7 separate regions of the Homo sapiens genome follow, and all the other regions are linked to region 6. A link is an interaction called in ENCODE POLR2A ChIA-PET data of the cell type or tissue named here. Cell type or tissue: CD4-positive, alpha-beta T cell. All regions are shown on one strand.

Region 1 (4,000 bases), 160 kb after region 6:
GGGCGCCTGTAGTCCCAGCTGCTTGGGAGGCTGAGGCAGGAGAATGGCGTGAACCTGGGAGGCAGAGCTTACAGTGAGCCGAGATTGGGCCACTGCTCTCCAGCCTGGGTGACAGAGCGAGACTCCATCTCAAAAAAAAAAAAAAAATACATCTTACCGAATGACCATTTAAAAACATTGTTTTCATTTGCTCACATTTATTGCACATTTGTTACACAGAGCTGACATTCTCACCTCCTCCTGACCTTCAAATGTTTCCACAGATAATGCAAGTTCTGAAGTTCTGAATGAAAAAAATTAAGTGATATTTACTATTCTACAGCGACTTGTTGAGGTAAGTAACCTGAAAAAACATGAGAACGTGGGAAAGACTACATTCAAGAGCAACATCAAGCTAAATCTACCCCAGTGATCCGGGAGTAACATTTCAGAGTGGACAGATAGCACCCCATCATTTAGCTTTGTTCTTTTCACAGGTGCTAAGGAAAGCCATGCGATGCCACGCCTGGCAACAAACCCACACTGCTTCAACTTCCTGTGAAGAAAGCCCTACCATGATCCCCACCCACATTATTTATTTTGATGACCCAAACAAATAAGAAAATGTAGCCAGGAGTGTTTCCTTCCATAATTCAAGTAGTACTGGGTTTTAATACAAAGGAAAGCAAGATGCTGGGCAAGTTGGTGTGGTTAAAGACCCTGCACAGGAGTTCTCTTGTGGAAAGTAGCAGAAAACCCACTAATGTTCAGGAGCTCTGGGATCTAGTCTTGATTCCGCCATACAGCAACTTGCTGTGTTACTATATGAGCATTTCAGATAATTTCTCTACGTCTTTATTTTCCCATTGTCTCAGTTAATATCTTGGTTGCAAGAAACAGGTACCAAATCAAGTTGGTTTAATCTAGATACAGATAAATAGAAGGATAGATAGCTAATAGTTCTCAACTGGGGGGTGGTTTTATCACCCCCCCCATCCACCCCAAGTGGACATTTTGCTATGTCTAGAGGTATTTTTGGTTGTCATAACTGGGAGGATTGATGCTGTCATCAACTGGGTAAAGTCCAGGGACTACCCTACAATGCATAGGATGGCCCCCAACAATAAAGAATTATCTGGATCAAAATAGTGATGAGATTGGGAATCCCTGATATCTCTCTCTCTTTCTCTCTCTCTCTCTTTGTATATATACTATGTATATAATATTTATGTGTGTGTAATTTTTAAAGCATAGTATATTATTTCACAAAATCTAGGGAAATTTGGGGGGTTGGAAATCATGGCTCAGGAAGAGTAGAAATCAAGCACATTTTGCAGGTTTTGAGTTCTCAACAGAGTTCAAAGGCCTTCCTCTTAGTGCCCTCTGATTTCCAGGACTCACTTACAAATGCCCATTCTCTGTGAACCTCAGACTGAGGAGAAATGAAATAGACACAGCTTGAGTCAGCTGTTCATTCTGCTCTAGTTGGCTATGTCCAAGGGGGAATGTTCAAGCCAAAGTTCAAGCCAGTGACCATCCTTGGAGACTGGGTCAGGAGCCCTTAGAAAGGTGGAGTTGGGAAAACAGCCCTAAGGAGGCCTATTACATTTATCTATGAGATAACAATAATGCCACTGCTCTTCTGGAGACCTACTATCAAATAAAAGGTTGTGGGCCCCAGGGGAACTTGGAAACAGAAATGGCAGGTGTCTCCTTTAAATGGCATTCATAATATTTCTCTTTTTTTTCTATCTTGAAGAACAGATTTCATTTTTTACACTTCTATAAAACAAATGGAACCATGACTTATGTTCCACAATTTCCATAGCTGATTTCATGAACTTTAACAAGTTTTCCTTATTTATAGCAGTCCCAAGCTTTATTCCCTTAGAGATGTCAGGACGTGGAGGGTAATTTTGCTGCCTGCCCTCTATGCTTTAAAGACCAAGTGAATTGAAAGAACAGTAAATCCCTGCCCCAACACAATAAGTGAGGTCCAGAAGAATTTTACGTGGGGTCTAAAATTCAATCAACTATTCGTGGTCGCGTTATTTTGAAGCTAATGAAATGGATGCCAGGAACCTGCACAGCTTGCCAGTTGGTAGCGCCAACGGAAGCCCATGCCAAACTTGGCTGAGTTTGCCGCCATCTAGTGGCCACTCCCAGCGTCAGTTTACACCTCGCAATGAACAGGAAGCAGGCCTGTGGCTGGCCAGGACCAGCCTTCAGCAGGCCATTCTAGGATTTTCCCGGTTAGCTGTCGCTCTTGGATTGGTCCAGACCAGGAAGACTAATTATTACAGGATTACTTAATGAGGAGATTTTCTGTACTTGGAAACATAAAGCAATGGTTTTAACCTTTGTGAGATTACAGGCCCCTTTGAGAATCTGCCTATATGCATATAATTTTTCACACAATTTCTAGAGGGTTTTGGGCTTACTGAAGCTAATCCATGGACACAAAGGGAAAGACACTGAATATAAACCTGATACAGATGTTAGCTGGGTGTAATTGTAAGCCATTCTGAAGTCGTTTGGAACAGAAAGGGAAAATGGCAATGGCAGGTGTGCGAATAGGAGGAAATCTACTGCTAACTGGAGGATAGTAAGAGTCTTAACTGTCCTCTAAAATGTGCCAAATGCCCGTGGCTCTTTAGTTGTATTTATACATGCTATGTATCTCCACCTTAGCTTTCCACCCTTAAAATTGGTTCCTTGTTTTACATGCCTGAGTTTTTCCTGGCCCTTCCTATTCTCCTCTGGTTTCTATCCAAAGTCTCTAGTGGACCAACAATAGGTTTGGGTTGGGAGTCAGAATACTGCCTGGGATTAGGCCAGCACCCCCCATTGGCTGGGTGAGTGAGCAAGTCCTGCACCCTCCCTGGGCTCAGCGTGAGGATGAGCATCCTTTAACCCCTCTTAGGATGGAATGAGACACTGTGTACAAGTGAAAGACATTGAAAGAGTCAGAAATGGTAGACAATTTTTGGAGTCTGCAATGTTATTCCAAAAACAAGTCCTTCTAGGATACTCCACAGGTAATTCGTGCTTAAAGCGGGTGAAATAAATGTCAGCTGGACTTGCTGGGAGAGAAAGGATGTATTGTCCTATTTTCCAGGGGTCTGTTGACAAGTGGCATTAATAACTATTATTAGTGCCTCCTCCTCACTACTCACATTATAAGCAAAAAGCTTTCACCTTTGGTTTCAGTAACCCCTTAACACGTCACTTCTGACACTAATTCCCTGTGTGAGCAGGATCTGGGGCCGGCCCGGCCTCCACCCTCTTCTGTGCAGCCCTGACATCTGCAGAATCACAGACAGTCCGGTCTGCAGGGAACCTCAGAGAAGAAGGAATGCCTTTAACTAATTCAGGGCACTCAAACCACAACACACACACACAGACGCCTCTCACAGTGGAGGTACACATTTTCCAAAAATTAAAAAGTGCTCGGCCCGGTGCGGTGGCTCGTGCCTGCAATCCCAGCACTTTGGGAGGCCGAGGCGGGAGGATCACCTGAGGTCAGGAGTTTGAGAGCAGCCTGGCCGACATAGCAAAACCCAGTCTCTACTAAAAATACAAATACGCCGAGCATGGTGACAGGTGCCTGTAGTCCCAGCTACTTGGGAGGCTGAAGCAGGAGAATCGCTTGAACTAGGGAGGCAGAGGTTGCAGTGAGCCAAGATCATGTCATTGCACTCCAGCCTGGGTGACAAGAATAAAACTCTATCTCAAAAAAAAAAAAAAAAAGTGGCTTCATGGGGCTGGGCGCAGTGGCTCATGTCTGTCATCCCACCACTTGGGGAGGCCAAGGTGGGAGAATCACTTGGGGCCAGGAGTCCAAGACCAGCTGGGCAATAGAGCAAGACCTCATCTCTACAAAAAGAAAAAAAAAAAAATCAGCCGGGCATGGCGGTGCACGCCTGTGGTCCCAGCTACTTGGGAGGCTGGGGTGGGAGGATTGTTTGAGCCCAGGATGTTGAGGCTGCAGTGAGCTGTGATCACACAGCTGTACTCCAGA
Region 2 (4,000 bases), 200 kb after region 6:
TTAATGGAGGTGAGAGTAGCTATTCTTTCAAGAATACTAATAATTCATGCCATTGCACTCCAGCCTGGGTGACAGAGCAAGACTCCATCTCAAAATGAAAATAAATACTAATAATTGAGTTAAAATCATCATAATGAGGTTGGCAAAATATCAACCTGTGGTTTGCACCAAAATTTATCTTAGCAAAGTCACTCTTCCCCTTTGGAAATACTTTGAGAAGGACTTATGGGAAAATTCACCTCCATTCCTCCCCCATCCACCACAACCAGCACCATGGATGTTCATGAAGGTCAGCACCAAGGCTGAAGAGAAAGCAGCTGAATGCACTACAAATAAAAGGAGAAGACATTGGATTTCCTCGGCAAATTCAGCACAGAAAAGAAGGCAAGTTAAATGGGTGCCATTGAGAGGGAGGGGGCTGCATTCTGTATGAATGATTTTGTTGTGGTGGAAACTTAAAAGGCCAAGTTCAAGTTTGACATAGGATGACCTAGACAACCAGGGAGGAAGTGGAAGTCCAAGGAGGCAGAAAAGACTCTGAGAACCATATAAGGTGAGTCCACACTAGAGAGATGTAGCAGAGATCTTGGTTTTCACTTTCCATAGGCCCATTTATTAGAGAGTTGAAGCCAATTTTGCCTCCATCTCAAGCAGCAGGCAGCCCCCTAGCTAACTCTCAGTTATATAAGAACTAGAAAAAGCCACCAAGTTTATGTCAGGGACCAAATATTTGAGCCTTGTGAAATCACCAGATGACTGAGGACTCTGACCTTCTGAGAAGGAGCTGTCACTCACCTGCTGCAGAGACATATTTATGGAGGGAGATGGAGCGGGGGGTTCCAGCAGTGTCCAGAGCCACTTAGGCTGGAAGTCACTGTAGACCAAAAGCTGAGTGTGTCCTTTAGCTGGAACAACTTTGAGAGCTCCTAGGCTGGTGCTTATCTATGGAAGAAGCCAGTAAAGCCAAGTCTGAATCATTGCAGGAGACTCTGTAAGTAAATAAATAAAAGCTCTGTAGTTATTTTTAGCCCAATTCAGTCCATAATCATTATTTCATTCACATCTGAAGAATAAAGACTGATTCAAATAATACTTATGTTCCATTTGGTTCTAGTCATCATTCCCCACTAATGCCCAGGAAATAATCTGGAGGTCTTCCATTAGTGCAAAATTATTGTTATTAGTCCATTTGTTTGGAGATTTAATGGATTCTGTTCATAGATGAATTTCTTCGAGAATTCAAATTTATGTACTTTTTAAAAAGCATTTCTTTTTCTCTTTACAATTGCAATTCTGGGTTGAATTATTATTTTTTTCCTGCCTTTCTATGGCTATTTTTTTTTAATTTGTAAATTACCTGATTGGTCCATTTGCTGACTGACCTAACATAAAATCAACCCCGTGCTATCTGCCCTGGGTAATTGGCTGCTTCCTTTATGAAGAGATTGTCATCAGACTCTTTTATAAAGCATCTCAGAAGGGTTAACACTATTACCTTAAGGAAAGCCATTCTTTAATTTATTAGAACAAAAGAATTGAGGAGAAATCTATTGGCGAAACAGTCTCATAATCCAAAATGCGATTGGGTTCTGCTCTCTTTGCCTCCACCCCAGGAGGATCATAAAGCAGTGCAGACATCCACATAGACTGGCCTGTGTTGCATTTGTCCTCCTAGCACTCAGAGACAAAGACCACATGGCTGGCTCAGGGAGGCACAGAGTGACTGATACACAAGGCACACTCACTTGCCAAATTACGGGGTGTTTGGATCTTGGTTTAATATGTTCCAGATCATAACCTGGTAGAGAAAAGACTGTTTATCCACATCGGTAACCACTGGGAATAGTTGACAAAAGGAAAAAACTCTTGTTTCTTAGCTCCCTCTGCTGGTCTTTCAGAAAACCACCTGTCCCCTCAGGATCCCATCCTGAGCTTTGTACACATGGAGGGCCAGCTTCCTGCCAAATGTGAGCTGGTAGGAAAGTCCGGTCCACATCAACTAGGAAGACAGATCTTGGCTTCTCAAGGAACCTGGTGATTCAAAAGATGAGAACGGAAGAGGGGCCTCCCCGTGGCAAGTCCAAATTCAAACACAGATTCTCCAGCCCACCCCACAAAGAAATAAGACTGAGGCATGTTTACTCTGGTCCCGAAGCTATGTGTTAGGTTTAATGCAAACTCTGACTGCCATAGTTTAAACCTATATCACTTATTCAGGCTTAGTAGGGAAAGAAATGGAGAACGGTTGATCAACCTGACTCAATATGTTTGGTTATTTAAATGGGACCTATAGCTTTGTTTCCTCGAACAACAACAAAAATGTTATTAATTATGTTATCTTTTCTTCATGGTTCCTATTCTCCTAAAAGATTTTCAGGAACCAATAACAGCAATTCCGAGAGATTTTCAGCAATATACCCAAATTTCCAAAGATCTTGCTGCTTTCTCATCTTGAGCTTTCTTATTTCTTGTCCCTAAAGATTTTCCTAGTTCCACTGCATTCTTTCTGAAGCTGGTGAGCAGCCAGCTGACCCACCCAGTGACAAAATTGCATCTGAGCTTTGTACACATCGAGGGCCATCTTCTTGCCAAATGTGAGCTGGTAGGAAAGTCCGGTCCACATCAACTGGGAAGACAGGTCTTAGCCTTTCCCAACAACTCCCAACCTGTTCACAGCCATTCATTGTGCATGATGGCAGGGAAGCCAGGGCACAGTGCTGAATGACACACAGAGCACACTGAGCCCATAGTCCTGAGGTCTATGGATCAAATCCATCCCTGGCAAAAGAAGAGATTTTTTCATGTCGATTCAGAGACTAAAAGGTTGGTTGTCATTGGCCAGAGCACTATTTACACTAGTTAGAGCTCCCCAAGAAAAATGATTTCAAGGCTCTAGGCTATGTCCATGACCTTGGCCAGATAGATGCCTTACAAATGTATGGTCTCAGTTATTTCCTACCAAAGGAAGCAGTCCAAAATTTGCCCAAGTAGTCATGGGTCAGTCAAAGCACACATAGGACAAGGGAACAAAAGATTTACATAGTTTTTTCTATCTAGGAAGATATTATAAACACATAATATAATACCTTCCGGCAACCCTTCGTTCTTTACAAAGCATATTAATACTGTTTTACAGTCAACTGTCACACTACAAAACCATACTGATTTGTTACACTGGTTTGTTATAATTTGTTACTATGTGTCTGTGTCTACATATGGACACATACACATATATTTATACATATACCTGTAATTTTTAAATCAGGGAGTTTTTTGAAAAATGAGTTTGCATTTGTATTAGTCTGTTCTCACGCTGCTAATAATTGGCAATTAATGCAAACTTATTTTCTAGTCTTCTTCACAGCAATTTCACTTTGGATTTTAATGTTACATTCCCTGGCTTTCTACATTCATTCATTCAACAAATGTCTATGAAGTATCACTATGTTCTAAGTGCTACTTTCAGTGTTGGACATAAAGCAATGAACAAAGCCACTGCCTTCATGGAGCTCATGTTCCTTAAGGGAATATATAAAATAGTTCACATAATGAAGGCTTACCTAAAGGTAAAGAGAGCTATGGGTGAGTGTGATGGGAAGGTCTCTTGGAAGAGGTGACAGGGGAGAGGAGCTCAGGGAACTGATATGAAGGAGCAAGTGGTGTGAATATGTGGAGGAAGGGTACTTCAGAACAGAAAACACAGATATGAAGGCCTTGAGGTCATTATTGAATGCCTTCTAGGTTTCAGGCATTGTATTAGAACTAGATATATAATGGTAGACAACATGGGCATGAACTCTCACTGTCATGCACTTATAAACTCTGGGGGGAAGAGTCCAACGGAGGGATCTGAGGGTGGGAATGAAGCTGACTTAGTTAAAATGGCAAAGAGAAGGGTATTCTCAGAGTCCTTGGAAGATCAGTTGATGTGCTCCAGGAAGAGAGAAGGTGATATGGTTTGACTCAGTGTCCCCACCCAAATCTCCTGTCAAATTGTAAT
Region 3 (4,000 bases), 140 kb after region 6:
ATTGGAGATGGAATCCATGTCTAGTAATTCACAGGGTTAAAGAATCCAGAGTGAAGTGGACAGGAGAGACCATGCCACCTTTCACTGAGCTGGGAACAAAGCCACTACTCCTAACCTATCATGTGAAGCAGCTGCCTCAGCCCCACCCATTTTGCCTCTAGATTGTGCACAAACAATTTTGTGCTATTTCCGCCAGTGTATGCTCTGCAAGGCTCAGCAGGCCTCGAAAACACAGTGACAGAGAAATGGTACTGAAACCTCAAGCCCACCACTGAGGCTGTGCTGATACCCCAACAAGAAAACGGACATATTAGGTAATCCTGCCACGTCTTACCAGCTGCTACCCAAGCTCATGTGGAGAGACCTAGGGATTCTGAGCAAGGTCCCACGTGGCCGAGGCATGGGAGGGAGAGAGAGTGAGCTAAGCTACCGTGGGCCGGCAGTCAGGCCCACACCACAGCTGAGGAAGGAGCCGACTGGGGAGCTCTCTGAAACAGCAGACCTGGCATTGCTACCACCTGAAAATGATAAACAGATTCATACGTCCCTGCCCACACCCCGCACACATACACACACGCAACGCCCCTGCCACATTCACACATACATACATGCAGACCCCCCACCTATCCTGTTATCAGACTGCGGGATGATGGCCCTCAGTTTCCACCCAGAAGGAAATTAGGACATGTGACTTCAGAAACTTCAGGCTCGCTTTCTGTATCCCTTTTCTGTCTTCAAAGCAAACGCCACCCCCCCATTGAAAAGCACCCATCATTCTTTTGAGTTTCGTTTTTAACTTTAGTATGAAAAGCACTGCCCCTTCAAAAGGCATCTTTACTGTGAGACTGATGACAGCAAAGGAGCCTTCTCTCTGTACCCTGAAATTAAACCACACGGGTCTTCCCAGGGCACTCACCCTTGAGACAAATTTGTATAACCGAATTCATAGAAATATCTAAAAGTTGTTCCCTAAATGCCTGCCTCAATACTCCGGAATTGGGCAGATTTCATTTTCCCATGTTCTATGGATTCTAGAAATGCCCTTTATTGTTTGACAAGTGACTATGTCAACCTAAAGGAAAAGAATCTGCTTTGGAAAGGGGCTTGGCACCAATAACTATGTGTTCTGCAGGAAGAGGTAAAAAATGCTGTCTTGGTAGCAATATGAGACAGAGGGAGAGAAATTATCTGTGTGTGTGAGAGAGAGAAAAAGAGAGAGGGAGAGAGAATGACAGAGAGTGAGAACAAGAGAGAGGGAGAGAGAATGACAGAGAGTGAGAACAAGAGAGAGAGAGAGAGAGAAGGGGAGAGAGAGAGGAGTACTGGCTTTCTGTTACTTCTTTCTTATCAGCAGCTCTGGAAACCTGAGCCAGCAACAAATATTGCAAGGTTTTTTTGCACGCCAGCAAATTTGTTTCACCTAGGGTGCCTCTCCAGGGCCACCCCTCCAGTGTTCATGTTTTGTGGCTTTCGTGTTTCTTAGGAATTTAGAGTGCAGTTGCCTCTTGTGGGTCTGTGTGTCTCCATCAGTTGCAACACCTTACCCAGCCCTCTCCGCCTGTCTCTGCATAACAGGAAGCCACGTGTAATAACAAGAAGCTTGCGGAAGAACACTGCCCCAGAGCTGCCTCTTCCTCAGCACAAGGCAAAGTGGAGATTTGGCAATCAGAGGGCAAATTTTCTCTGTAGAAAATTCTTTGACAATGTAGCTGGTTAACTGCATATGCAAGCTACCTGCTTTCCCAGGCGTTAGTGTAAGGAAGAACAATTCTCATCAGGTAGGACTGCAGGATAATTAGTGCAGTAAGCTCTGCCCAACACCCTAGTGGTGTGTTACATTAGGAAGAGCAATCGAAGTACTGACCCCTCCATTGCCAAAGCTAGTCATTTATTTTAGGTAAGAGGTTTTGGTTCACTAGTCACTAGCATTCATAAATAAATAAGTGCATTAGGATGCTTGAAATATTTGTATTGCATAAGCATGGATGAATTATATGGCCTGAGTAATTCACAGGAAGGACCCTTCCAGGGCAATGCTCAAGTACTGGCAACTACCATCAAGCACTGGCCCTTGAGGAGGCTACAAGCCATTACAGCCTAACAGACGTCACTCCAGTCAGTTTCTGGGGCCTCTACAGGTCTTAGGGAACAGTGATTTTAAACTTTAACACTACTGAGAGTTAAAGTGACCAATGAATAATGCTAGCAGTGGGGTGGGCCCAGGAAACGAGTCATAATATGTTTCTCCTATTCTACAACCTGATAAAAAGATTTCATTAAAAACTGAGACAATTTGATCATGGATAAAGGATAGATGATACCAATGAATTATTGATTAGTTTTGTTAGGCGTGATCAGGACAATGTGGCTAGAAAATAAAATTTCCATATTTTTAAGGATGCATACTTAAGCATGGGGAAAATGTGTCTGGGATTTGTTTTAAAATATCTTAGCATAAAAGGGAATAAAAGAAAAAGAAAGGGATAGATAAAACAATGTGACGAAATATTCTGTTGAACTTCAGTAGTGGGTCTACATGGGGGTTCATTATATTTTCTCTGTTGTGTTTGGAATGTTGATATAATAAATGATCTTTTTAAATATTTTATTAGGCTTAAAAATAAATTCAATAGGCTTGTTGGGTTTTTTTTTTTTTACATGTCAACTATTGCTCTAAACTTCAACTTGTCTATTTTCCAAGGTCTGCATTTCAGACCTGTTACTCCTCAGAGCACAGCGGAATGACACTACACAGATGTTATACCACTTACGTACACATTCCCTCCCAGACAGATCCGCCTCCATATCCCTGCACTGTCACTTTATCAGCTGATGAATGGGAAGAACTGAGGGACTTACTGAGGCTGCCAGTATGGATAGTATTTCCTGTAAAGTCAGCTTTTACCCCAACACTTACTGGCAGAGAGAGAGAAAGGGCAGCAGAAACCGGAGGGAGCCCAAGGGTGGTCTGTGAGGGAACTCAGGAAGGAATGACCACCTAGAATTCTAGGTGACCTCATGGCAAGAGCTTCCATTTCCAAATTTCCATTAAAATGACAAAGGGACTAGCTCAATAATAACAAGGGGAGATCTAAAATGAAAGTAAAAGTAAAGAAGGATTCTATCTGCATGCCATTTGGGGGGAAGACGGATTTCTGCAAGATGTAGGATAGGCAAGGCTAAACTGAAGAAAGCTGTTGGTCTCACAACTCAATGCATATGGAACAGCCTGCCCCAGAGGGAGCGGAAAGGGCCCAAGAAAATCCTGCACTAACAACACCTAGAGAGGAACAGCAGCAGCATGGAGGCAGGGAACAGATGGAGACCTGAGAGCTCCTTCCAAGTGCGCACAGAGGTCTGGCTGGGGCATGTTATTTCCAGTTTACCCTGGGTGCCCAAAGTCAGGCCAGACAAAAAGTAACAGCTCTGTCCTGCTGGCTCCTCAACCAGGTCACGATACCAGTGAGAACAGAGGGTGCCTGTCCACCTAACCTGGAGCTACACAAGAAGAAAAACAAGAAGAAAATGAACTTTCCTTCAACAGAGAGGGTAGCTACCCTCCCTTAACCCCTTAACTGGATGCGTCTTAAAAAGTTACACATAAGCTTGCCATAGCACCCAGCAATTCCACTCCTGGGAATCTATTCAGGGGATGTGAAGGCACACGTCCATAACAGTTTTTGAATGTGAATGTTTCTAGCAGTATTATAGATGATGGTCAAAACTGAAAACAATCCAGAAGCCACAAACAGGTTACTGGATAAACAAAATGTGGGAAAGCCAAACAGCGCAATACTACTTGGCAACACCAAGGAGCAAAGGACTGATTCATGCCACACAAAGAACCTCAAAAACATTCAGCTAAGTGAAAGAACCTGAATGCAAAAGACAACAAATTATATGAGTCTGTGCATAAGAAATATCCAGAAAAGGCAATTCTGTAGAGACAGTGGTTGCCAGGACTGAGGGTGAGAGCAGGGATTGATTGCAAAACGGCTGG
Region 4 (4,000 bases), 190 kb after region 6:
GACAAAAATTAGCTGGGCGTGGTGGCACACCTGTAGTCCCAGCTACTCAGGTAGCCGAGGTGGGAGAATCACTTGAGCCCGAAGGTCCAGGCTGCAGTGAGCTGAGATGGTGCCACTGCACCCCAGCAAGGCAACCGAGTGAGAGCCTGCCCCACCGAGAGAGAAAGAGAGAGAGAGAGAGATTTACTCCCACATCACCCATTTCCCAGTATCAGATGTGTCTACACCTGAACAATTAGGGTCTCTCCTCCTCCTTCCAAAATGAAATAAACCACCCTGAAGGGCCTGGTTGACCCCTTCTGCAGGCCTAGTCAGGCATCATTCATTCCACGTTGGTATACTCTGCTAGAGAAAACACCAGGGCCATCACTTCCACAGGCTGGGACTAGGGATAGAAGAGTTAGCAGGTGCTCACAGTCCCCATCCTCTCAGCTAGCAGTGTGGGACTGTGCCGCACAGAAAAGACAGCTTCTGAGAAAAGCATTTGGAATGAAGAAGCCCAAGAAGCCTCTGGATGCAGGAGCCATAATATTATACAACAGACCATAGAGGCCTGCAGGACTCAGCACAGTCATGAAACAGCCACCAAGGACTGGGAAGCCCAACAGGGAATCTATGTGACACAGAGATGGACTGCTTACCAGCTAAGCGGCATGTGGTTTGAGTGAGCTGGGCTGCATCCCACCAGGATGTGGCATGGCCCACAACTAGAAGGCTAACTTTATAGGCTCCCTGCCCCCGATTAGGGAACTTCACTTTCTTGAAAACATTCTCAAGGCATGAAGTTGTCTGTCTCTTCCAAGGGAATGATCACAGACTACTATGATCATGGATAACTCCCTTTGTCATGTGCTGGATTCCCTGACAATCCCACAGCAAGAACTTCATTTATGACCACTGCCTCCCATGACCACACCCAGCATCGTGGAATTTGCTGGATATTCTACACTCCTATGAACCATTACCGGTGCATCTAAATGAGCACTGGAATGGCCGGTTCAAGAAGCAAAACAGAGGCGCTGTCACCCTTGCTTCATAAAAAAAGAGAGCAGAGAGGTGATGGGAGCCCTCTGCTGGAGCACAGGCCCACGTGTTTCCAGCTGAACTCCAGACCTAGCGCACCTCTCCCGTTTGGAGAGTGGGGAGCCTATGTGGCTGTTGACCTTGGCCTGAGGGTGTCTGCACCAAGTGACACTCGTATTTGCCTCAAGCACTTTGCATGGTGCTTTGCAAAGCTGTCCTTGAGGGCTCATGTGCCCAGCTTGATGGGGAAAAATTGGGAGGTTCAGGAGCCTGAGCTAGGGTGAGACATGGGCCCTCGAGCCAGAGTGGGTTCAAATCCTACCTCTTCAGCTCACTGCCTGGGTGACCCTGGGCATGTTGCTTAACCTCTTTAAGCTTTACTTCTTATATATAAAAAGCACTCAATATAGTGTCTGGAATGTAGCAAATTCTTTTTTTTTTTTTTTCAGACAGGGTCTCGCTCTGTCATCCAAGCTGGAGTGCAGTGGTGCAATCTCTGCTTACTGCAGCCTCCGCCTCCCTGGTTCAAGCGATTCTCCTGCCTCAGCCTCCCGAATAGCTGGGATTACAGGTATGTGCCACCATGCCTGGCTGATTTTTGCATTTTTAGTAGAGTCAGGGTTTTAACATGTTGGCCAGGCTGGTCTTGAACCCCTGACCTCAAGTGATTCACCTGCCTTGGCCTCCCAAAGTGCTGGGATTACAGATGTGAGCCACCACGCCTGGCTGCAAATTCTTAATAAAGAGAAGAAAATAATTTCCAGTGTTGAAATTAGGAGTTCTGAAGAGCCCTTAGAGCTTGTGGCTTATTAAGAAAATAAGCTGAATAACTAGTAAGTTAAAGTGTGCTGAGAGACCTTCCTTTCCTTGTTTAAAAGGCCTATCAGGCTGCAAGGCCAACTTGAGCCAGCTGGGGAGGGTCACTCAAAAGAGTGAGAAAGGACGCTGTCTGTCCACAAAGCACTGCATGCTGAGGTGCTGAGGGTGGTGACCAATTCTGGACCACAAACCTTTGGTGTGGTTTAAGGAGCCGCTCCTTGCCTGCCCCATGGCCCAGCAAGTGTGCGAACAATGACACACCCAGTTTGATCAGCTTGGACACACTGGGTGAGAGGAAGTGGTGTCGTGGGAAGGAGTAGGTAGGAAAGGAGAGAGTTATAATCTCGACACCTAGAGAAGAGCAAGGGATCCAAGTTATGGAAAGGCAAATTTGTAATCCTCTGTCGACCTTAGGTTTCTGTGAGAGGAAATCCAATACAACAGCTGGAGAACTGTATTTTTAAGACAAACCTGGACTGCTCCACCACCCAGCTTCTACTCTCCTGAAATCACGAGATGCTCAGCAGGGTGCTGCCAGAACAGGAAATAACTAGAGCAGCTGATTTCACTGCTGATATGAAAGTCATGGTTCACCTTGAGTGATTACACGTAGAACACCAGACCTCCTGGGGAGAGGAGGAGCTGGTGGGAACCTGTAACTTTAATGTAAACTGAGTCCACACACTGGCAAAGATAACACTTTGACTTTCATTGCCATTTCAAATCCAATTCCTTCTCATGACTGTCATCATGACTTTGTATGTAAATAGGGCAGAGATTAAGTCATCCCTTTTCACAGAAAAGAGGTGTGGAATGGAGGAGTAATTTGCTTACAGGTCAGGTCAGAAATCCATACTTTATCCATGAGTTGTTGCAAACCTAATGCTCAGAAATATACAATACGATCATTACAATGAAGTATAAAATTCAAAATAAAACAAGGAATTAATTTTTGATTGCTAGTTCTGATGAGTTTGGACCAATTTCATAAAAGGCGTCACCAACCTTTATCTCTTATGCAAAAAAGCTTTGTTCAGAAAATTTGAGGTAGCCAGTGCAATTAAAACTTGTGTACATTTTTATTTGAAACATAACTATTTCCAATGTTAATCAAGTTGGCATTAGTTGAAGTTGCCCCCAAGAAGTTTCATGTGTAGCTCCAGGGACATAAGGAGGGAAAAAGCAATGAGGATATTATGCCACAGTAAGGCTTTGGAGTCTGGGGGTGCTTTGAGTGTTTCTGCGTTCAGCCACATCTGTGAGTACAGATGGATTTCAGTCCACAAAGCACTGCATGGTGACATGCTGAGGGTGGTGACCAGTTCTGGACCAAAAACCTCTGGTGTGGTTTAAGGAGCCCCTCCTTGCCTGCCCAGTGGCCCAGTACGTGTGCAAACAATGGCACATGCAGTTTGATCAGCTTAGACTCCCCAGGTGAAAGGAAGTTGTGTTGTGGTAAGGGGTAGGTAGGAGAGGGGGGAGTTATAATCCTGACACCAGATAAAAATCGATTTCAGTTTTGAAAGATAATTTTGGTCAAGCAGAGGAATCTACTGGGATCACCTTCAAATGCCCCAAAACATCTAGCGTAGAGAAAGTCTATTAGAAAATAGCCTACAAATTTTAAAACTACATAGATTTTTGCCCACCTTACTGTAGGACTTTGGGAATCAGGAAGGTGAAGAAAAGGCAAAAAACAGACTGCAGCCATTATGCATCCAGAACTTGTCCTTTTGGATGATACCAACAACAAAGTGATTATGGCTACATAATGGCTACATAATTAAGAAGAAGTTAATCTCTGTACAGAGTAAAGTTTCCAGAGCAAGTATAGGAGCTTTTTTTTTTCTTTTTTCTTTTCTTTTCTTTTCTTTTTTTTTTTTTTTTTGACTGAAATGTTTCTATGTCTGCAATTCCTGTTTTTTCCCAGTTTCATCCCATGGCTCCACTAAACCCTTAAGGCACAGTTTATCAAGGAAGCCCATTAGAGTGGCATCTCTCAAGCCACTTCCTGCCAAGGGACAGCATTTCTGTCTAACTCCTGTAATTTTGAAGATGGAGACCTTCCCTGACTGGGTGTGTGATTTCTAGAAAAGAACCCTGATCAGTCAGCTGATAGTGCACAGGAAGTTGCTCTGGCTTTTTACCGAAACCATCA
Region 5 (4,000 bases), 80 kb after region 6:
TCCTAGGTAACATCCATACTTTTTTTTTTTTTTTGAGATAGAGTCTCCCACTGTCACCCAGGTTGGAGTGCAATGGCGAGATCTCGGCTCACTGCAACCTCCGCCTCTCAGGTTCACGTGATTCTCCTGCCTCAGCCTCCAGAGTAGCTGGGATTACAGGCGCACACCACCATACCCGGCTAATTTTTTGTATTTTTGGTAGAGACAGGGTTTCACTATGTTGGCCAGACTGGCGTCGAACTCCTGACCTCGTGATCTGCCCGCCTCGGCCTCCCAAAGTGCTGGGATTACAGGCGTGAGCCACTGTGCCTGGCCAACATCCATACTCTTGATCTGTTCCTCCACCCACAGCACTGCTTATCTGGCCAGGCTCTCGTTCCTTCATTACACAGCTTTCTGCTGGGAAGCAGATAACTAATATAAAGATGATACTAACGATTAATGGAGGCTTCATGGAGTCTCCCAGAAATATCACGTTTGTGGTTAATATTCCAAAGGCTACTGGTAGGGATTTCTCAATCTAACATGAGTCTGAAAAAGAGATGATTTTCATCAGAGCTATTCTCGGGACTCTTTAAATCAGGCCCTCAAGTGCTTATCTTCTTTGCCTATGTTTAGAGTCAATCCTTAAAGCAAGTAAACAGTGTCCCCATATATTTAGGAATTCTCAAAATCCTTGGATTTGTTCATACTAAGCTACTGTTATACTCATTTTTTAAAAAAATTTTGGGCTCACTTTTCACCATCTGCATAATGGGCATATAACATAAATCCATTCTGTATCACTTAATCATGTCTTATCCTAGATGAATAAACACATGAAAAATCAGCCTGTAAATCAGAGAATGTAGCTGTGTTAACTGGAGATGGGAAAGGGGAGCAGGTAGAATTAATATTACCATTAGTCATGACTAAAGCCAAACTTAGCAGTTTTAAAACTATTTAACCATCCTGATTGTATATTGGAATCAACTGGGAATTTTTCTTTTAACTACCAATTCTTAGGCCCCATCCCGAAAGATTCTGATTCAATTGATATGAAGTAAGATCTGAGCATCAGAATTTTTGTTTACAGTTCCTAAGGTAATTCTCTTGTGCCACCAAGACTGAGAACCAGTGTTTTAAAATAGTATTGGGAATACACAGTAGGTGAAAAACTGGCATCATATTAGGTGGGTCTTGGTTGTGATCATGAGCTGAGGAGAGCTCTATATTCTGGAAGCACTCAGCAACGGATGTTCAATGGGGTTCACACCATGGTTGCAGTTTGGGGGAAAGAACCCTTGGAGAGAAAGCAAGAACCACAAGAATCACTGAATCATGGGTTAGAGGAGCCCTCCAAAATCACCTCCTTCAATCCTCTTCCTAATTTCTGTGTGAGCACTGGCCATTTAATTTATGTTTCTGGGCCTCAGTTCCCCTGTCCGTTAAATAAACAGGTTGAATTAAATACAATCAGAGTGTTTTCCAGTTTTTATCCTATGATTCTAAGAGAGTTTCCAGCATCAGAAGAAATAGAAGCTACAGTTACACAGCTGTGTCGATATTCTCTCCTGGGACATCATCTGAGCCACAAGCCCCCTGGCTCCAGCCTCTCTGCTGCTGCTGGCCAGATGCCACCCTGAGCTTCTGAGTGGCAGCTGGAGCTCCACCCTCAGGGCCTCCCTCCCATCATTCTCTGGCAGGATGAAAGGTTTTGTGTAATTCTTGTAAATGCAGCCCATTTTAATTGCAGAAGCAGCCTCCAAGTGTTTTCTCTGCTCTCCGGCAAGCACGTGACCTGACCACTGCTGCTATCTGGAAAGGAAGTGGTGGAATGTGGAAGTTTACAGGGCGTTCGTGTACACGCATCTTCTGGCCCAGAGCCCGTGGAATCCAGCCAGCAGTTGCTGTGCCACTGTGTTCTCTGGCCTCCCCCTCTCAGCGGCCTTGGGCAGCCTGGGAATCTCCGGCTTCGTGCTTTTCTGAGGGGACAGGCCTTTGAGCAGAGTTTTAGGAAGTTGGTCAAAACAACAACAACAACAAAATGTTTATAGTTTACATCCTTTGCAGCTGTCTATGCACTAGGAATGCCACACATGGTCTCTCCAGACTGCAGGCTCTGAACAGAATCCACTGGAAGGGGATCATCCCAGCCAATACCCTAGTACAAATTGTCCTATCCAGTGTACAGACTTACTGGAAAAGCATCATATCTGCCCCAAACTTAAGATAAGAGTACCCTGATAAGGGACATGCTTGAGGCTGTGACAGAAAAGGAGTTTGGGAGGGAAGAGGGCAAGGGGTTTTCAAATGCACATTGATGACCTTTCTGGGTTCTCAGCTCATGAGCAAAGAGGAGAGCGGCTAACATAAAGGTGAGGGTGTGGCTGGGAAAAAGGCAAAGTTGATGGAGTCCTTTCCATGGAAGGGCTCTGAAAGTACAGGTAGGAGCTGCAGAGTCCAACAGCACCCCTTGACACAGGTCAGTCTCCAGATATTGCCTTCTAGAACCTGGTCCTTTGGTCCAGGTGAGACCTGGAGCTACCCTGTCATGCAATCACATGCATGCCTTTTGAGGGCATTAAAACAGTGCCATCAGACTCCAGATCTTCTTTTCTGGCCCTCAGGGGCTCCCTCCTCCCAGCCTTTTTCAGCAGGATGAAGGGGTTTGTGTGACCCTTGCACTCATAAGGTCCCAGGGTCCTAAAAAAAAACCCTGTTTCTTGTCTTCTCCTTGTATGCAAGGTGGCACAGGAGCAAATAGTAGCAACTTAAGCGAGCCAAACTCTTCTCTTGATTGTGAAGAGGGATTGACACTTGCAGGCTAGGCTGTCTAGTGCTTCTGAGGCCAACAGCTGCTCTGTTGTCTCATAATACTGGTGGAAAAAAGTAGAATGAGAGACACTGCCAGACCAGGAGGTAGTTGGGATTCAAACGTGGCACTTCCACTCAGCACGAGCTCTGGCTCCCGGACCCAGTAAGGGCCAATGACACGGGCCTCAAAACAGACTTGAGAGCCTCCTCTTTGCATCTTCAGACAAATGTTTTCTTTGGAAATTGTGACAGCAGCCACTTCCATATTCAACTCTGTTTTAGCCCCCAAAGAGTCAGTGTGAGGAATCCGTGGGAGAACACAAGGATATGTGCCTGGCAGAAATGCAGGCACTCGCCAACGTAAGTCAGGTGGTCAATAAGTGTTTCCATGTTTGCTATCCTGTTATTTAAAAACACCTAAAACTCAGGAATCCCAATATTTTATTGCTTTTCTTACGAATGTTCCAGATGAGTTTCCCCTCAATCTTCTGCAAGCAGGCCTAGATAGGAATGCCGTAGGAGTCGCCCTCCTTCTCCATCAATCTGGTCCTCAAAGGGGCTGGCGTTGGTAGAGCAGGGCCTGAGTAGCAGGACCAAGAAATGCTGATGCTACTGTCTGTACTTTCACTCTGTGGGTAATAAGTCCTGGCCATAGGAAGGGAGGACTAACCAGAGTGAAGAAGACAGAGAGAAAAAGGAATGACAGAGGAGGCCCATGTGCTGGGAAGGCTAAACTCTCACTGCAGCAACCATAGATTCCAAACCACTGATTAAGCCACGGGGCTTCAAGAGTTCAAGCACATTTATGGGAGCAGTGGGATGAAAGATATAAATTTGGTACAGGTAATACCTCCTGGGCAACTGGGTCAGGGGTCTCCGGAGCTGAAAGCACACTTGGGAACATCTATTGATCTTTGTTTTTATCTCATCATTATTCAGTTACTGTTCTGTGAATTTTATAATATACATTATGGAGTACTATAGTAGTACATATATATAATTTATAAATAAATAAATATATTGGGGGGTGTATGCTCAAACATTTTCTGTTGATGAGTTACCCAGTCAAAAGAGCTTGGAGACCATCCAATTAGAATGATAACAACAAAAAAAGACTCAACCAACCTACCTAGAGGTCCGGGGCCTGACCAGGGCCTCTGCCAAGCTGGCTTGACATAGAAGGGGAAGAATCAGCTGTCCACTG
Region 6 (4,000 bases):
TTTGTAGTAACAACAATTTCTTTTATTTTTCAGTTTTGTAATTTAGTAGTTATGACATCACATCTCATCTTTGTTTCAATTTTATTTCCTTGATTACTGATGAGATCAAATATTTTTTCATAAAATCCCTGTCTTCTGTTCTTTATTTCTTCCTTTCCTATCAAGTACAATTTGCAATTCTTCTATGAGTCTCCTTTGCTTTCCAGTGGGTATACCAGGAGTGTTACCTAGTAGGGTTATTGAAAGCATTGGTTACTCAGAACAATGCTGGTGAGTAGTCATGGGCTTGATTTGGGATGTTATCAACTGCCTAGCTTTGAATGCTGGCTCTGACATTTGAATGCTAATGAGACATAGAAAGGTCATTTTGCAAGAGCAAGTGGGATTGGAGATATCACTGTGGCTGCCTTTGGAAAATGCCACCTGTCACATTAATCATTTTCTTTTTTCTTTTCTTCTTAAAAATAGAGACGCAGTCTCACTATGTTGCTCACCCTGATCTCAAATTCCTGGGGTCAAACAATCCTCCCACCTTGGCCTCCCAAAGTGCTGAGATTACAGGTGTGAGCCACCACACCAGGCCTATAACTGCAGCTTTCCAATATTATTATTCTCTCCCTCTTTCTTATTTTTCAAATTTGTCTTGTTTATTCTTGCTCATTTATTTTTCCATATGAATTTTAGAACCATCTTATCAAGGTCTTTTGACTGGCAATGCATTGACTTATTAACTAAATTGGGGGATAACCAACAAATCATTTTCTATTTGTAATTTTGCCAAGTCTTTTCTTTCTCTTTGTTTCTGCTTACTATCCCTGTAGCATGCCATTCACAAAGTGGCCACAAGGTGGGTGTAGGAGCAAGGAAGGTGACCCTCAGGCCCTTTTTGGTGTTTCTTGAGACCTGGTACGAGGTACAAGGGAAAGAGTGAGTTTGCTAGACAGAATGAGGCTGCAATTCTCTACATATAATATCTTGCACTTATTTGGCCTAGCTTACAAACATTTCATTTTCATTATTTTCTTTGGATAAATGAAGAGCGATCTTTCCCCATTTTATTTATTTTTATTTATTTATTTATTTATTTTTGAGATGGAGTCTTGCTCTGTCACCCAGGCTGGAGTGCAGTGGTGAAATCTTAGCTCACTGCAACCTCTGCCTTCTGGGTTCAAGCAATTCTCCCCACTCAGCCTCCCAAGTAGCTGGGATTACAGGGGCTCACAACCATGCCCGGCTAATTTTTGTATTTTTAAATAGAGACAGGGTTTCACCATGTTGGCCAGGCTGGTCTCAAAAATCCTGACCTCAGGTGATCCACCCATCTCGGCCTCCCAAAGTGTTGGGATTACAGGCATGAGCCACCGCACCTGGCCTCTCTCCCCATTTTATAGATGACAAAGTGAAGCCCTTGGAAGTGGGACGACTTCTCTACAAGGAGGACACAGAGCCCATGTCCTCTTGTATCAAGGTTACTCTTTTCTACGCTATCCAAAAGGAATAAAAAACAAGTGGAAATGAAATCCAAAGCAATGGCTGGAAAATGGGTGCAGGACCATTATCCCCATGTTCAGAATCCTGGCCTCAGCCTCCATGTGCCTGTCATCTCTGTGTAGTTAGTCATCAAGCCTTGTCATTGTCCTTCATGGTGTATCTCACATCTATCTTTCCTCTCCTCCCAATATCATCTCCATCTCACTTCTGACTGGTATCCAGGACCCCAGTTTTCCCCTCCAGTCCATCCCCTTCGCTGGGGTAATAATTTTCATTAGTCAGAGGTGGGGAAATGGAGGCAAACAAGGTTATTGTTTCCAGAATGAGGTGCCTGGGGTTGAGCTAGCTGATGGGTCTTCCGAAGCAGGCTGGGCCTTCTGGGAATAGTTTGGTGGGTTGATGGATGAGATGTCAAGGGCATGCCCACCACACCTCTCCTGGCTCCTACTGGGACACCCACAAGGAGCCTCCTGAAGGTTCTCCAAGGGGCAGGGTATTATTGTCTGTTGACTCCAGGGCATGGGCAGAGCAGGCAAGCAAGTTGGGGACAATTGCCAGGCAGCTCCAGGGAGCAGCAGGCAGCACAGGGCAAACCTCCGGTATCTATCAAGGAAAGGCTGCTGAAGAATGAGCAGCCACACTGGGGCTTGCTTTCCAAAATGATTCTTGCTGAGTCACTCTGGCAATGTGACCCTGGGCCACGCCTCTTGGCACCTGCTATTTTACTTCCGTTAGCTTGAAGAGAAATTAGAAGCCTCAGTGTTGCCTTATAAGGCAAATTGGGGCAATTCTTTGAGAAGGAAGGGCTGTGACTCAGGGACACCTGCGGAGGGGAGGGAGAAGTGGCTGCACACAGATCAGAGGTTTGCATATACACACACACAGGCTCACAGATGAGCAGGGGAGAAGCTTCCTTCACCCATTCCACATACTTGTACACGCTCTTTTGTCTTTTGTGAATTCTTTTCCTTTTAAACACACAGAACCTGGATTCACCTGTACCAGTATGGTGGCGTGGGGTCGCTGGAGGGATGTTTATTTCCACCCTTCAGGAAGCAGCTCTGCATAAATTGTGCCTTGAAGAAGAAGACCTCAGATCTGAGGTTAGAAGGCCGCTGCTTGTGATGCACTGAAGCTCAGAGGTCACCCCATCCGACTCTCCACACCATCCCTCAGAAAACCACCTCAATGATCCAAAACGGACTCAGGTGTATGACTGAAGAGGTCCTGGACCTCCAGAGATAAAATTACCAGCTCCTTAGAAGCACTCCAGAGTTTATCAAAGCCTACTTCCGCTGGGGAAAGCTCTGTGCCTCCCCTCAGCAGCCACCCATGGTATCTACCCATGGCTGCTTCTCTAAGTCCCCTGCCAGCCCCACCTTCAGGAGCTGGAATTGGGATGGGTAAAGTTTCCACAGCTACTTTCTTAATGTAGGAATCACTCCGAGGCCCTGCACAACACGTACTTGACACCTTTCATCTCAAATACTCCCTTTGACTCTGTCTGGCTTGATTCAGTGTCTGGTCCATACCTTGTTGCCTAGCTCCATTCATTGAAGGCATGCATCTGAGTCACCTGCCTCCCTCATGTCTAACACTGCCCTCCTTATGAGCAGCTAACCCAGGACAACAGAGGGGAAGGCGATGATGAGATAGACCATTCTGTCGCACCCTCAACCCCAAGCTATTAAGGTGATCAAGTTAGCCTCCAGCAGGAGAGGAGAATGACCTTGGATAGAATATTAAATATGAGTTGTGCATTAAAAAAGAGAATCAGAGAGGTTATATAGTTTATTGAAGGCCACATAGCTATTGTTTCTGTGCCTCCTTTCAAACCAAATAATCATGAGTCACAATTTATTGACCGTTTCCTATGAATCTAACCCCATGCTAGCCTCTTATCTTATCTCATTGAATTATCATTATTATGGTTATTAATTTAAGTGTGAGGAAACTTAGATAAATTTTGCAGCTTACTCAAATTCTGATTCAATAATTGATGCTGAGTCATTCTATACAGTTGTATTATCAAAGTTAGTATTATGAAATTATATTATTGGATTAGAAAACTCAGAACTTAAGTTTGAGAGCTGCTCTGTATCTTGCATTTGGGAATTCAAATCTCATTATAAAAGTTTGAGAGCTGCTCTGTATCTTGCATTTGGGAATTCAGATCTCATAAAAATTATAAAAAATTTTTAAAAAATTTTAAAAAAAAATTATAAAAAAAATTTTTTTTGAGAAGGTGAGAGCTAGAATGCATTAGCAAATGCCTGCCCTTGCTGGGCCCCCATACCACCCCTTCCTCCTGTACAACCACCCTGCACACACACACACACGCACACGCACCCCACAGATTTTCAGCATCAACTGCCATAGAGAAAAAGATTCTCAGGGGGGCCAGTAACAGTTCCAACTTGTTCTCATATCAATGATGTCACCTGACCAGGAAGTCTACTCCAATTTGCTCACTGAATTAAGTCAAAAACTGAGCAGCAGAGGTAGTTAG
Region 7 (4,000 bases), 180 kb after region 6:
CAAAAGAAACTCCATACCCATTAGCAGACCCTCCTCATTTTCCCCAGCACTAGGCAACCACTTTATGTCTCTATAGATTTGTGTATGGACAAAGGTGTCTGTTCTGGACATTTCACATAATGAAGTCATATACTGTAATATGTGGTCTTTTGTGACCGGCTTCTTTCCCTTTGCATGTTTTGAAGTTTCATTCATATTGCAGCATGTATCAGAACTTTATTTCTTTTCATGGCCAAATAATATTCCATTGTGTGGATAGATCAAATTTTGTTTATCTGTTCATTTAGTGGATGGACATTTGGATTGTTTCCAGGTTTTGGCTATTATGAAAAATGATGCTATGAACATTTGTGCACAAGTTTTTTAAATTTTATTTATTTATTTATTTACTTATGTTTACTTATATTACTTATAAAGATTGGAGTCTCACTATGTTGCCCAGGCTGGTCTCAAACTTCTGGGCTCAAGTGATTCTCCTGCCTCAGCCTCTCAAAGTGCTGGAATTACAGGTGTGAGCCACCATGCCTGGCCTTGTGCACAAGTTTTATAAACTATTATCTTCCCCTGACAAAATGGCATTATCATTGCTTTTATTAAAAATTATTTTCAATTGAATAAGCAAGTTTTTTTTTTATTAAAAAATCATCTCTCTTGGGTATGGGCATAGCAGTGGAATTTCTGGGTTATATGGTGACTTTATGTTTAAATTTTTGAGGAACCACCAAAATGTTTTACAAAGTAGCTGCACCATTTTACATTTCCACCAGAAATGTATGAGGGTTTCATTTTTTTCCACGTATTCCCCAACACTTGTTATCATCAGTCTTTTTTTATTTTAGCCATTCTAGTGGATGGTTAGGATGAAATGTTATTATCTCATTGGGGTTTTGATTTGCATTTCCCTGATGACTAATGATGTTAAGCATCTTTTCATTTGCTTATTGGCTGGTTTGGTTTTCCAAAGCAGAATTCCTGCTTCGTGAAACATCCGATGATGTAGTCCCACTGAACCTGCATTTCCTCAAGACCACATCCAGCTAAAACTCAAGCCTTCAACTTTGACTGAAACTTTCCTACTTTTGCCTTATTTCCATTTAATCTTTCTGATGTACATTGTACTCAGTATCATTTCAAATTTCCAGCAGACTTTTTTCTATGTACTTCAGCTGCATTTCCCCTACCCCTTGCCTAGTTCTCTAGAACTTTTAAGTGATGCTGTGCATGAAAAGGCAGTCACATCTTTCTAGGAGTGATTAGATCTGCTGAAGAGAGTCACTTGTCACCAGATCTCTCCCTCTCCTTCTCCATCGAGCTCTCCAGGTTGTGGTTGTCACCGTCATCCCTCATTACCATGATGGTTGTAGCTGTTGTTTTCTGCAGGGATTTAAAACAATGCCTGGGCAGGGGAATGGAGCAATCCTATTCCAGCTGCCTCACGGATGAGCATCAGATAAATGGATGGAGGGAGAGGCAGAAATCAGTTTTCTGAACTTGACATAGTTTGGGTCAGAGTGAAGAACAGACTCCAGGAGAGTCAGAAGGTGAGGGTCTACCTTTGTCAGGAGGTCCCTGGCCATGGCACAAAGCCGGGGGAGGTTTCTCTGAACACAGGCCTTTGTGAAGTAGGGTGATGCCCTGTTAATCAGCAGATGGAAGCTCCGCAGAGGCAGACCCTCTGAGGCAGATCAAGTGCCCTAAATTGGCACAAACCTTTACATTCCTGGGAGACTGTGCCAGGTGCTATTGTGGTCACACTTGTATTGATATTTTCCTTCTAATAGATTTAAGAAGAAAAGCATAATACTTTTTGTACCCACATCTTAACCAAAAGTGAGGGGAAAAAAAGATGGCCTGAAGTCAAGCAGATTGGGAGGAAACACATTTCTTTGTGGCCGTGAGTCAGCCAGTTTCACTCGCTTGTATTTCCCACCTGGCTCGTGCAGGCATTTGAACGTGGGCCCCCGTGTTGCAGACGCACTCAACCAGTAACCACGCTTTTAGCAAATACTAAGTGCATAGGCCGGATGGCTGTATCTTGTGGTCTTGACTGACAGATGCCTCAGCATGTACGTCCTGGAATATAGCATTTGGAGACACCAAACGTAAAGATCTTTTTTATTTGGATTTTAATAGTCTATATCTTTTTAAAAGCTGTATTTACAAGGCACAAAATTAAGGTTTTATTCCCATTCCCTTGGGTATATGGAAAAAAAACAGAAAGGAAAAGAAAAAAAAAAGATTTGTGCAATAGGACTATGCCTTTTTGCAAGCTCAGCAGAGGCAGACCTGGCAGAGGAAGAGATTTCTGGGCTCTGAACACTCTGTGTGAGCCCAGTGGATGGGGTGCAGGCTCCTGGGCTCAGACCACAGAGGCTTGTTCCTCCCAGCCCTGAGCAGTCAGTTGGAGGCACCTCCTCTCGTTACTGATGTCACCTTTGCCAAGGTCCCTGGCATTGGATCTGATGTCTGGCTACAGTTTGATAGTCTATTGATCTTTATTTTTTCTAAGTGTCCCATAGCCAAAAAAAATTGTCCCATAGCCAAAAAATTTATATCTGGAGGCCTGAAGGCCAAGACGGGCATTATTACTGCTGGTGCTCTACCTGGAAGAAGGCTGCTCTGTGAATGATGGGCTCAGGAAGGGAAATGTCTATTTATATGGGAAATTCGTTCCCAGGGGATTATAAAAGAATCTCATGTTTTCCAACAGGAAGGAGCACACTGAGCAAATCAGGAGCAAATGTCCCTCACGTAACACCTCCTTTTGGCCATTGTTCTGTATTACGTTACATTAATTTGAACCACGTGAAGCTGCCAATATTTGACAGCTTTTGACTGGCAAGAACAATCTCATATATTTCCACATAATAGACCCACTCTGCCTCCTGCCACTCATTCATTCAACAAATATAAAGGAACCGTTCACCTATTAGGGATCAGGCAGTGCTCTAGGTGCTGAGAACACAGCCAACAAGAAGACAGATGAAAACGCCTGCTTTTGTGGAGCTTGTTCTAATGAGGAAAGAGACAAGAAAATAAATAAGTGAAATAAATGTAACGTGTTAGATGGTGGTAAGGGCTGTGGAGAAAAAGAAAAAGTGCTACGGGAAGGGGTGAAAGAAATGTCAGATTGAGGGGAGAGGGGAGGGAGATTGCATTTTTAAATAGTTGGACAGCGAAGGTGACATTTCACAGAATAGGTGACATTTGAGTAAAGACCTAAGCCAGGTTGAGAATGAGCCAGGTAAACCTATGTGGGAGAACCTTCCAGCAGATGGAGGTGTGAGTGCAAGAGCTCTGCCAGAGGTGAGAGGAGGCCTAGCACTTCAAGAGACCCCAAGGAGGTCTTGTGTTCACAGCAAAAGGAGGAAGGGGAAGATAACAAGAGATGGGTCAACAAGGTAATAGGGGACGAATTGTATGGGGCTTCATAGGACTTTGCTGGAACTTTGGCTTTTGCTTAGAGTGAGGTTTACAGCAGAGGAGTGCCTTGATTTGATGTATACTTTTAAATAATCAGGCTGGGCATGGTGGCTCATGCCTGTAATCCCAGCACTTTGGGAGGCTGAGGAGGATGACTTGAGCCCAGGAATTCTAAACAGCTTGGTCAACACAGTTGAGGCCCCATCTCTAAAAGAAAAGAAAAGAAAAAAATTGGCCAGGTAGGATGGCATACACCTGTAATCGCCGCTACTCAGGAGGCTGAGATGGGGGGAATGTGTGAGCCCAAGAGTTTGAGGCTACAGTGAGCCACAATCACATCACTGTACTCCAGCCTGGGTGTCAGAGAGAGACTCTGTTTCAATAATTATTATTATTATTATAATAAAATAATAAAAGATCGCTGTGGCCTCGCATTGAGAACAGACTGAAAGGTGGTAGGGCAAGGGTAAAAGCGGAGACCTTAGAGCTGACTGCAATGGTCTAGGTGAGTGAGACAGCAGGTCTGCACCAGCGTGGCCTGCTCAGCTCACTGCGCATGATTGTGCAGGTGATGCAG

Evidence for each region. Peaks named below come from ENCODE experiments on the same cell type or tissue, not always from the same donor. Only the 100,000 strongest peaks of a DNase experiment are listed, where the experiment ranks them.
Region 1: POLR2A ChIA-PET joins it to region 6 with 12 read pairs; 9 of 35 experiments call an interaction of 5 or more read pairs at or near these places.
Region 2: POLR2A ChIA-PET joins it to region 6 with 19 read pairs; 9 of 35 experiments call an interaction of 5 or more read pairs at or near these places.
Region 3: POLR2A ChIA-PET joins it to region 6 with 11 read pairs; 8 of 35 experiments call an interaction of 5 or more read pairs at or near these places.
Region 4: POLR2A ChIA-PET joins it to region 6 with 23 read pairs; 8 of 35 experiments call an interaction of 5 or more read pairs at or near these places.
Region 5: POLR2A ChIA-PET joins it to region 6 with 14 read pairs; 10 of 35 experiments call an interaction of 5 or more read pairs at or near these places.
Region 7: POLR2A ChIA-PET joins it to region 6 with 13 read pairs; 8 of 35 experiments call an interaction of 5 or more read pairs at or near these places.

Annotation. Positions count from the first base shown.
Region 1 is chr2:68,750,052-68,754,051 of GRCh38, reverse strand. All of the region lies in intron 1 of ARHGAP25 (Rho GTPase activating protein 25), which reads right to left. It overlaps LOC105374790 (a long non-coding RNA gene), which reads left to right. Exons shown (of 3, transcript XR_940225.3): 2 at 264-334; 3 at 477-565. Among named protein-coding and RNA genes, the nearest start is that of ARHGAP25, 17 kb to the right of the region's middle. In CD4-positive, alpha-beta T cell, CTCF peaks have their summits at 1,939 and 2,138 (motif pointing left); DNase peaks (open chromatin) are centred at 501 and 2,111; H3K27ac peaks cover 3,298 bases.
Region 2 is chr2:68,707,494-68,711,493 of GRCh38, reverse strand. It overlaps a transcript of ARHGAP25 not described here. Among named protein-coding and RNA genes, the nearest start is that of ARHGAP25, 25 kb to the left of the region's middle. In CD4-positive, alpha-beta T cell, CTCF peaks have their summits at 1,669 and 1,868 (motif pointing left); a DNase peak (open chromatin) is centred at 1,883.
Region 3 is chr2:68,764,017-68,768,016 of GRCh38, reverse strand. All of the region lies in intron 1 of ARHGAP25 (Rho GTPase activating protein 25), which reads right to left. Among named protein-coding and RNA genes, the nearest start is that of ARHGAP25, 31 kb to the right of the region's middle. In CD4-positive, alpha-beta T cell, no CTCF peak of the experiment used is centred here; DNase peaks (open chromatin) are centred at 176, 766, 1,556, 2,086 and 1 weaker place; H3K4me3 peaks cover 3,508 bases; H3K27ac peaks cover 4,000 bases.
Region 4 is chr2:68,720,047-68,724,046 of GRCh38, reverse strand. It overlaps a transcript of ARHGAP25 not described here. Among named protein-coding and RNA genes, the nearest start is that of ARHGAP25, 13 kb to the left of the region's middle. In CD4-positive, alpha-beta T cell, no CTCF peak of the experiment used is centred here; DNase peaks (open chromatin) are centred at 1,091, 2,076, 2,376 and 3,946; H3K4me3 peaks cover 540 bases; H3K27ac peaks cover 3,873 bases.
Region 5 is chr2:68,827,231-68,831,230 of GRCh38, reverse strand. All of the region lies in intron 3 of LINC01890 (long intergenic non-protein coding RNA 1890), which reads left to right. Among named protein-coding and RNA genes, the nearest start is that of LINC01888, 2.8 kb to the left of the region's middle. RefSeq lists an enhancer at 1,313-1,812 and a cis regulatory region at 1,498-2,129. In CD4-positive, alpha-beta T cell, no CTCF peak of the experiment used is centred here; DNase peaks (open chromatin) are centred at 1,270 and 1,820; H3K27ac peaks cover 2,747 bases.
Region 6 is chr2:68,906,842-68,910,841 of GRCh38, reverse strand. No RefSeq gene overlaps it. Among named protein-coding and RNA genes, the nearest start is that of BMP10, 37 kb to the right of the region's middle. RefSeq lists enhancers at 1,566-2,093, 2,072-2,161, 2,372-2,491, 2,522-2,571, 2,094-2,620 and 1 more. In CD4-positive, alpha-beta T cell, CTCF peaks have their summits at 647 and 846 (motif pointing right); DNase peaks (open chromatin) are centred at 861 and 2,251; H3K4me3 peaks cover 310 bases; H3K27ac peaks cover 1,537 bases.
Region 7 is chr2:68,725,146-68,729,145 of GRCh38, reverse strand. It overlaps a transcript of ARHGAP25 not described here. Among named protein-coding and RNA genes, the nearest start is that of ARHGAP25, 7.7 kb to the left of the region's middle. In CD4-positive, alpha-beta T cell, no CTCF peak of the experiment used is centred here; DNase peaks (open chromatin) are centred at 1,955 and 2,380; H3K27ac peaks cover 1,471 bases.